Linked DNA regions of Mus musculus: region 2 is linked to region 1. A link is a loop called in an ENCODE intact Hi-C map of the cell type or tissue named here. Cell type or tissue: heart. All regions are shown on one strand.

Region 1 (5,000 bases):
GTGAGATGGCTAAGAACACTGGGAGCTCTTCCAGAGGTCTTGAGTTCAATTCCCAGCAACCACATGGTGGCTCACAACCATCTGTAATGGGATCTGATGCCATCTTCAGGCAGCAGATACATATGCAGGAGAGCACACATATATTATAAATAAATAAATAAATAAATAAATAAATAAGACACAACCTTTGTAGAACAGGTTTAGTCCTGAATTCAAATGAACTCTCCAGATGGTTGGATTGCAGGTGTGTCCCACCATACTTCCCCTGTTTGTTTGTAGACAGGGTTTCTCTGTGTACCCCTGGTTGTCCTGGAACTCAATCTGTAGATCAACCTGCCTCTGTCTTAAGCAAGAAGGGAGATAGATATGCATAGTATTTAGTGTAATGAAAGTTACGTTGTATTACGCTGAGGTTTATCACACAAGGTTCACACTAAGTTCCTAACTATGGTCCTAAGCCTATCTTCCCAAGGCTGCTCACCTGTGTGATGTATCTCAGCTGAAGATCAGGTCTAGTCTCTAACAGAAGTTTCTGAAGGTCAGCATCCTGGGGGAGATGTTCGAGCTCCAGGGCAGGTAAAGGTATCATCATTCCCGATGTGCAAAGCAGAGAGAGACACATACACACAGAGACAGAGAATAATTTCCAAAGTTCTGTGACCCTAGGTTACCCTCACTAATGCACTCTGTTAAAATAAAGAAGCAAACTGTATATATTTAGATATGAGAGGAAATAATCTAACAATGACTAGCTGGGACCAGCAAGTCTAAGGTTCTAGTACTTGTTCAGTCTCACAAGGCTGGATGTCTAAGTTGGTCTTTTGGAAGGAGGGCCTCAATGCCAGTGAAGGAATGGACTTCCTACAGGGTAAGCAGGCAAAGAGTAAGCGCTTCCTTCTTCCAGGTCCTTACATAGGCTGCCAGCAGAAGGTTGGCCCAGATTAGAGTTGTGTCTTCCTACCTCAAGATCTAGATTAAAGGTGTGTGTCTTCTTGCCTCAAGATCTGGATTAAGCATGTATGTCTTCCTACCTCAGAGGTCTGGACTAGAAGTGAATTCACTCACTGTAAATCAAGCAGGAAATCTCTCACAGGTGTGCCTTCCATTTCTGAATTGTAGCTTAGTACAGATATTGTCAAGTTGACACCCAAGAATAGCCATCACACGGGGTCTCATTTACTCTTTGGAGGATAAATATTGGAAAGATTACAGTTGTTAACAGCCAACTATCTAGCCCCTGTGAACACTTTATCTCTGGAATAAGCCAGCAGGGGCTGGCTAACAAAATCCTGAAACTCTTTGAGGTGAGCTGAATGTAGGGCTGGAGAGATGGCTCAGAGGTTAAGAGTACTTGCCACTTTTGTAGAGTGTTAGGTCACAAAGTAGGCTCCCAAAAATGGCTCTGCCTTTTCTGATTACCTAACACTCTCTGCTGCAGAATTTTGCTCTTTATCTCCATAGCAACTATCATGTTTCCAAGTAGCAAGTCTGATGTCTGCCTGGCTTTTTTTTTTTTTTCTTCTTATCCAAGTTTTACGCTGCAATGGGACAACCACCATGATTTGTCATCACAGTGTCTCTCTTCTACCAGAGTGGCATAGAACCGGAACTCAGTCAATATGGGGCATAGAGATGGTTCCGTGGGTAAGAGCACTTGCTGTGGAGTCATCCAGACTCATGGACAAATCCCCAGCACCCATGAAAAAAAAGCTAGGCACAGCCCTGCAATCTTGTAAACCCAGTGTTGGGAGTCAGAGACTGGCATTTTAGGCGCCACTCCGGCTGAAACAAGTTCAGTCAGTGAGAGAGACCCTGTCTCAAGGAAGGTGGAGAACAAGAACAGCCACGGGAGGTCCTTCTTTGCTTACTACTAGTGATCACCGACCGCCACACAAATGCGCACGTATACTTCTCCAACACTTTACCCCACAAATTAAGCAAGAATTATATATTTGTATATATAAAATTAATTTAAAAATTTTTAGACAGACTCTCATTATGTTCCCTAAGCTGGCCTCGAATTTGCAAATTCTCCTGCCTCATCCTTCTCAGACTGGAATTATAGACCCAGGGGAAACCAGTCCATATGTCTCTTGATCAACCAGGTTCAGGACAGGAAACTTCTCCAACATATGGGCCAGGCCTTGAGACTTTGATAGCAATGCCCCTTTTTCCTTTCTAGGCAGCCCGGAGGGCCCGGGCTCCGCCCCTAACGTGACACAGATCTGACGCAGGCGCAGCGGCGCGCGCTGTTTCCGGAAGTGTCCTGTGCTGTTTCGTGGCGGCCTCCGACATCCCCACGCTGCTTTTGCTGCGGAACTCTGCGCGTGGACCGGCGTCAGCCTGGGCGGGGCCAAGGTTCCGTCTGCGCCGCAGGATGGAGATAATCCGGAGCAGTGCGTGTCCGCCGCACAACCCCCATCCCTGTCCTCAAGCCCACCTAGCGTGCTAGGCCCAGACCTCTCGAGTTTAGCGGGGCCCGGGACAAGTCAGTCCCGCCGGGCAATACTTCCTCTGAAAAGCGGTGCTGCTGGTGGGACTTGTCGCTCTGCAAAGCGTGCACCTTTGGCATCCATGCCTTTCTTTTCCCTGCTCACCTGCTCAGGGCTAGCCCTTTTCAGTCGTGCATACTTTATCTAGTGACCCCTGGAGGAGGTGTCCCTTGTGGTCCTTGAACACTTATTCCGCTTCTCCGATGCCCCGGGAGCTCCTCCGGCCCTTTCTCCCATCTCCCTTTAGTTGGTGGGCAGGAAGGCAGGCCACCTGTTCTGAGCCTTTTCTTGGTTTCTCTGCAGATTTTAAGATTAATCTTCACAAAGTGTACCAGGCCATAGAGGAGGCTGACTTCTTCGCCATCGATGGGGAGTTTTCAGGTATCACTCCCTTGAAAGCTCTGGGCTTACACCTTGTATTGCAAAGGCTCCCTGCCTCCTTCCTCACTGGTCATGGCAAAAGCCTGGGAGAGATGTGGTTTTGTGGTTGGTCAGGGCGTGAGATTTTTGGATAGAGATTATGGTTCTGGTGCTGTTTAAACTAATTTAGGTGTATATGGTTAAAAAGCAGGGGGTTTAGGTTGAGGTCTTTTTCCTGTGACAAAATACACCTATCCAAGTTTATCATTTCGAAATGCACACACTACACACACACACAAATATGTATATGTATATGATGAGTGGAGGCCAGAGGTTGTTTTTGGGTAGCTTATGTTTAAAATAAGTTTTCAACGTGTTTCTCTTGTTGAATCTAGAGCTGGGTATTTTACTAAGATGGCTGGCCAGCAGGCCCCCCGAATCTGTCTCTCCTACAAGATCCATGCTGGGGTTACAGGTGCCAGGATGACAGCTGTGGGGTCCTGTTACTGTGTGCTGACATGCTCAGTTTTTATATGGTGAAGGTCCAAACTCAGGTCCTCGTGTTTGCATGGCAAGCACTTTACGCTTCAAGACATTTCCTAGCTCTATTGCATTTGTTCTTAAGTGGTTTTGGAATTTGGTAGCATTAACTACACTCATGTTGCTGTCCAGCTGGTATCCTCCAGTTCTGGATTTTTTTTTTTTTTTCTTTTTTGGTTTTTTGAGACAGGGTTTCTCTGTATAGCCCTGGCTGTCCTGGAACACACTCTGTAGACCAGGCTGGCCTCGAACTCAGAAATCCGCCTACCTCTGCCTCCCAAGTGCTGGGATCAAAGGCGTGCGCCACCACGCCCGGCTTTTTCTATCTTAAATAGATAACTACTCATGGAATTATTCTATTACTCCCTTTAGCCTCTACCAGCCATCATTTGTCTTTGATTGTGACCACTCTAGACACATCATGTAAGAGGAAACCTATAGTATTGTGAGACTGGCCAGGGCTGTACTTAGACGACAAATAAGGATATTACTTAATGCTTTAGTACAAGTCTTCCTTGGTTAGCTCAGTAGACCCACATGTGCTACGTATGCGTTTAAGTATGTGTACACACATGTGCATGAATAGATGCTGGAGTTCAACACTGAATGCTTTTCCTCAACCACACTCTATTTTTTGAGGCAGTGTCTCAACCTGCAATGCACCTGGTCGCCCAGTGTGCTTCAGGGATCCGCTGCTCTCGGCAGTGCTGCACGGAGCTGTTTGCATGGGTTCTAGGGATTCCAGTTCAGGTCCTCACGCTTACACAGCAAGCAGTTTGCTGACTGAGCCATCTCTCCATCCTGTAATTATGATTTCTCTGTGAATGTAAGAATCCAGCCTAGGCCCTCATGTGCAAGGCAAGCAAGCACTTCTACCAGTGAACTACACCCACAGCACAGATGAATGTTAATTTTTAAAAAGTGTGATACAGGCACTTTGAATTAATTTTAACTAATGGGAATATGAATAAGCACTGGAGACTGACACACTAGCATTTATGAAGCAGCCTAATATCTGTTTTTTATGATCTAGGAATCAGCAATGGACCCTCAGTAACAGCATTAACAAGTGGTTTTGACACCCCAGAAGAGAGATATCAGAAGCTTAAAAAGGCAAGTGGGTATTCTCAAAAGCCCTTTCCTTTCTCCTGTGGCTCCTCTTGCTACTGAATTACAGAAAGGCGGAATCATTAAATTTACACTTGCATGTTTTCTAAGTGAGGTGCATCTTTTCAAATCTAGCCAGAAAGTTACATTTTAGTGATGTTTAAAAAAAATAACAAAATGATTGTTTATTGTTCTCTGAAAGACATTCTGGGGAAGGGCTATTACCTTTGAATATTAATTCAATATGTAGGAAATAAGTATGATGTAGTTGAAAGGATCAGTATTGGCTCAGAAGCCCCCAGACCAAGCTCGCAACACACAGGACATGTTTTTGCCCCAGAGGAATAAGAGATAAACATAAGAGAGGGAGGACAAGGGAGAAGGGAAAGGGGGCAGAGAGATGGGGCAGGGGTATTTGTATGGAGGAACAAAAGGCTGCCTCTGGATAGAGAGGAGACAGACATAGTCCATAGGTAAATGAGGGTTTTTAAAGGTAAAAGG
Region 2 (5,000 bases), 230 kb after region 1:
AGGAAGAAGTGGAAGAGCAGGGAGAGGAGCAAGGAAGCAAGATACAAGAAGGTCTGGACTAAATGGAAATGAAAGGTCTACTTTGCCATGGGAACAGAACTCTTCTTTGAAATCCACTGGAGCCATCGCCTGACTCTTACACAGACAGCAACTTAAAAATAAATGCCTGCTAGATTCAGAAGTTTTTGTTGTTGTTTTTCTTCGCCTAGAGCTTGCCCACAGGTCCACATGACCTGGATGTATTCATTTGGCCCAAATAGCATCTAAAATAATAGCAATACATTTGGTTCAGAGGCCAACATTTTTAAATCAGGAAATTTCATATTTTCTTCAAAGTCCAGTTTTGTGGTTTTTTGTTTTTATTTCTTTTCTATTCTCTTTCTTTCTTTCTTTCTTTCTTTCTTTCTTTCTTTCTTTCTTTCTTTCTTTCTTTCTTTTTTTTAATAGCTGGCTAAAGGGTTTGATAGTTAAAGGGCCACAGCCTCACTGGGCAAGAGGCATTTGGAGCAGAGCATGTTGAGGCTGTGGGTAGAGTGCTTGCCAAGCATGTATAAAGCCCTGGGATCCATCCCCAGCGCCACATAAACCAGCATGGTGATACATGATTGTAAGTGCCTCAGCATGAGAGATGGAGGCAGGGCGACCAGACGTTTGTGGCTGTTCTACATAGAGAATTCTAGGCCAGCCTGGGCTACATGAGACTATCCTGCACCAAAATAAAAAGAAGGTGGAGGAGGAGGAAGAACAGGAGGAGGAAGAGGAGGAAGAGGGAAAACAGAGGAGAAAGAGGGGAAAAGAAAGGAGAAAAGAGGTCTCTTGCAGATCTTGCATGTAGTGAGGCTTCCAGACTCATTGGTTCAGTTTTGCCCACACTGAGTCACCCATCTACACTCCCCTGACTGAGGGGGCTCCTGGTCAGGGAAACACAAGAGCCACAGCGCAGTGAACTCAGCAGAAGGCCCCCTAGTGCACACTCCAAGCTCTGTCACACTTCTTTTAAGTGTTGCTCATGCCGAAACACTCTCCTGGCTTGAAGGGAGGAATGTGTACGACTGTTCACTTTCTTATGAAAGCGTCCATATTTCTTTTTTATTCTTTAATGTCACTTTCTAAGCATCGATGTTAGCCCAGGTAGGGTGTGGGGAGGTGGGGACCGGCCAGGCCTGCCCTTTTTAGAAGGTCAGAGTCAGGGACACAGCTTCTTCATTGGCATCTCGTCCATGGGAGTGCAGGTTGAGTGCGACCTGCTCTCCAGGGTCCTCGCCTGTTTGCTCTTTGTGCTTTCCCTTTACATGGTTTTTTTGAGGAAACTGTGAGCCTGACCGGCAGCCTCTCTTTGTTGGCTTCTCTTCACCACTCACGCCAACCTGGAGGTCTATCCTTATCAACAAGCCAGATTCACGAGAGTGTCTTGTGTGGAGAAAGGACTTCTTTACCTTGTGAGGAGCCAATGCTGGCTGTGGTGATGGACCTCTGTAATCCTAGCCCTTGGGGAGCTCAGGCAGCAGGAACATGAGTCCCAAACAGCCTCAGTTCCACAGTCGCAGAGACAAAAACAAACTCGATGATGTCCATAGACCCAATCCCGTGTGTGCACTGATACTCATGCCTACTGACACAGTTCTTCACACGCACATGAAAGAGCATCAACTAAAGTTCCAGCAAGAGCAACTAATGCCGGGGCTCTGCTATCAACATAACGCCTAGCAGCCAGTGTGTGCCGTGAGCTTCCAGGGGGAGGGTTTCATGCGGTAAGTACTTGCCACACTCAAACAAGTAAGTAGATGTCAAAGAGGCACAAGGGAGCGTTTGGGGGCAATGTGTATATGCACGCTCCTTCATTCCCATGTTATCAAATTGTTAATTAAATTTGTGTAGTTAGTTTGTGTATATGTGTACATGGTGCTGGGAGTGGAACCCAGGGCTTTATGCTAAGCAGCACTCTAGCATGAGGCTACACCCCAGTGCATTAATGTGTGTGTGTGTGTGTGTGTGTGTGTGTGTCTGTGAGAGAGAGAGAGAGAGAGAGAGAGAGAGAGAGAGAGAGAGAGAGAAAGAGAGAGAGATTTGTATTTGTTTGTGAGAGTGTCTTCCAAAACAACAGCCATCTTGGAGTGTTCACTTATACCCGCTAACCTCTAACATTAGTTGCTCTTGAATAATTGGAACTATACTAGAACTTTAGTTGATCTGTTCTTGTGAAAACAAGTGTGCCAGTAGGTATGAGTACTGGGGCACCCATGTACTGGGGCACACGCATCACCTGGTCTTATTGGCTGGTACAGCCCCTTACAGAGGAACGCGAGGCCCAGTGACTTCATCTGAGTTTCCAGCTGCTTTCTACCACTTGTTGTATACAAGAGTGTCCTATAACTGGGTTCTCCATCTGTGTGGCTAAGGGAAGCCATTATCTCTGCTGAGTAAAGACTTTGCAGTGCAGCACTTTGAAGGAAGATCACCCACACCCTTCTCCTGTGCTCTGTAAGGGAACCCAATAAACTCGTTGGTTCCCCAGAGTGAAACTTGGTGGAATTCTGTCTCCACTGGACCTCAGGGGGACTTGTTTAGCAAAAATAAGTGGGCACTCACATCTCCAAGGCCCTATAACAATAGCATCAGACTATATCTTAAAGCAATCCAGAACAAAACTTTCCCTGAGCCAACCGTGGCTATTGTCACCTCTCCAGATATTGAGTAGTTTCTTCTGTGACCAGTTGTGATGGCATGAAGTATCTTTTGTAGAACTGTCGTCCATGACAGAGACAAATGTGATGGAGCAAACCTGCCATCACTGAGGCAGGAGAATCAAGAATCTGGCCTGGGTAACTTACTGAGATCCTGTCTCAAAATAAATAAAAAAGGGGGGTCTGTAATTCCATGGTAGAATTTTTCCGTAGCACCCCGAAGGCCCTGCAATCATCCCCGCCCCCAAGACTGGAGGGAAGTAAGTTACTGTGTGTCCTTCTGATTTTACAGCAGAGGAGGAGACCAAGGCACAGTGAGTTAAATGGCCAGGTCCATCCAGGCTCTTTCCAATGGGGCAGGGTCGAATGCATGATTGCTTTAGCTTTATGCGGCCATGAGGTGGCACTGTTGCAGCTGTGCCTGTGCAGTCTCTGTTGACAAACAGTTCTTCCTTTGATCTTAGGAGATTGCTAGTTCCTGTCCCAGAACTTAGGCATTTTCTTCTTCTCGAGGAAGCCTTTTAAGCCCTTTGCTACCACTGTTTATTCAAGAACAGAGAGGCTTATGAGAAGCATTTAGTTTCTTCTTATCAGAAAGTCACAGACTCGCCATGTAAATTATCTTCTCCCTGGTGGTCATTTCCCATGTTGGGGTCCAGTTCAAACCCTTCCCCCAGCCCCAGTATCAGCCACCTTCTTCCCTCCCCTCCCCATATCCGAAGAAGAACTGTGTGCGATTCTTCACAAAGGCAGCAGCTTCCAGGGGGACCTGCCGACGTGAAATCCATGTAAGAGCTCTAGCTCCAAACATGGCTTCATATGTGCATGAACACAAGTGGAATAAACCAACAGAAAGTGCCTGGGTTATCACCGGCATGGCCAGCTTTACTCACCAAAGTGTAAACAAACTGAATTCAGGCTTTGGGTCGCTAGTTTCCAATCCGATAGCACATAGCACACTGGTTTCACAGTTCCATGATACTCTCCTCCCACACACTAGTCTCAACCTGATTCCTGTGTAATCTTAAAGCTTCTAAACAAACAAACAAACAAACAAACAAACAAGCAAACAAGCAAGCAAGCAAACAAGCAAACAAGCAGCTCTGGGAGATGGCTCAGTTGGTAAAGGGCTTGCGCTGACAGGGGCCTGAGGTCAGATCCCCAGCATCAGGGGAAATTCTGTACGAGGAGATGCACTGCATGGCGGTAACCCTTGCATCGGTGTGGGGGGGACAGGTGAGTCCCAAAAGACTGCTGGCAAGAGAGTGGAGCACAGCCAGGGAGCTCCGGGTTCACTGAGAGACATGCCTCAGATAAAGTGGAAAGCAGGAGAGGTGGCCACCTGACACTCACCCTTGTGCGCACACACATATGTACAGACACAGACACAAGAGGGTTTTAAAAACAGAAAACACCTCATAAGTGAATCTGTACTCTTATATTCTCCTCCTCCTCTCGCTCTGTGTGTGTGTTTGTGTGTGTATGTGCATGTGTGTGCGTATGTGTTGGTGATGAAACCTTGGGGGCTTTGTGAAGGCCTGGTTTGTTTTTGTTGTGATGGTATTGTTTTTTAAAAATAGGGTCTTACATGTAGCCCAGGCTTACTCTGAACTCCCATCCTCCTGCCTCAGCCTCCCCAAAGTGCTGGTTTTACAGGCAAATACCACCACACCTGCCGTGGAAACATTTTTTTTTTTAAGATGGGAGACTTGCTCTTTTGTAGCTCTTCAGAAAGAAATGAATAGCAGAACAGCATCAAATACAACAAAAGGAGTGCACACACTGCTGGAGAACTCCATGCTCAGACAATCTACACCCTGCTGCTGTCATCTGCCTGTGTTCTAAGAAGCCATCTTTGCAGCCTTTCTCTCTTTCCTCTCTCACCCTGCTTCTTCCTTTTGTGGGTATGATTCCGTGAAAATAAACTTCACATGTCAACACCATCATCTTATAGAAAATACAAACAGTGTGCAGGATACGAATGGAAACAGCCCTTCCGACAGCTTCCCCATGGGTGCCTGTCTCCTTAATAACGTTATTTATTTATTTATTTACTTACTTATTTTTGAGACAGGGTTTCTGTGTAGTTCTGGCTGTCCTGGAACTCGATTTGTAGACTAGGCTGGCCTTGAACTCAGGGATCTACTTGTCTCTGCCTCCTGAATGCTGGGGCCAACACTACCAGTCTTACAGCCTATTGTTTGAGACAAGCTCCTTAATTCAGCTAGACTGGTAGATGAAGGATCCTCTTGTCTCCCTTCTCTCAGTCTATCTTTAGGATTGCAGACCTGCACTATCATGCCCCCCCTCTCCTGT

The links. Hi-C counts contacts between places; a loop is a spot of excess contacts. Peaks named below come from ENCODE experiments on the same cell type or tissue, not always from the same donor. Only the 100,000 strongest peaks of a DNase experiment are listed, where the experiment ranks them.
Region 2: it touches region 1 in a loop (2.4-fold over the local background); 3 of 42 quality-filtered maps call a loop at or near these places.

The regions. Positions count from the first base shown.
Region 1 is chr16:13,665,407-13,670,406 of GRCm38, reverse strand. Parn (poly(A)-specific ribonuclease (deadenylation nuclease)) reads left to right here and starts at 2,237. Exons shown (of 24, transcript NM_028761.3): 1 at 2,237-2,396; 2 at 2,796-2,873; 3 at 4,426-4,505. The coding sequence starts at 2,378. In heart, no CTCF peak of the experiment used is centred here; a DNase peak (open chromatin) is centred at 2,256; H3K4me3 peaks cover 1,592 bases; H3K27ac peaks cover 1,429 bases.
Region 2 is chr16:13,438,746-13,443,745 of GRCm38, reverse strand. It overlaps Gm41421 (a long non-coding RNA gene), which reads right to left. Exons shown (of 2, transcript XR_875921.2): 2 at 3,545-5,000. Among named protein-coding and RNA genes, the nearest start is that of n-TTcgt5, 3.9 kb to the right of the region's middle. In heart, a CTCF peak has its summit at 3,080 (motif pointing right); a DNase peak (open chromatin) is centred at 3,035; H3K27ac peaks cover 136 bases.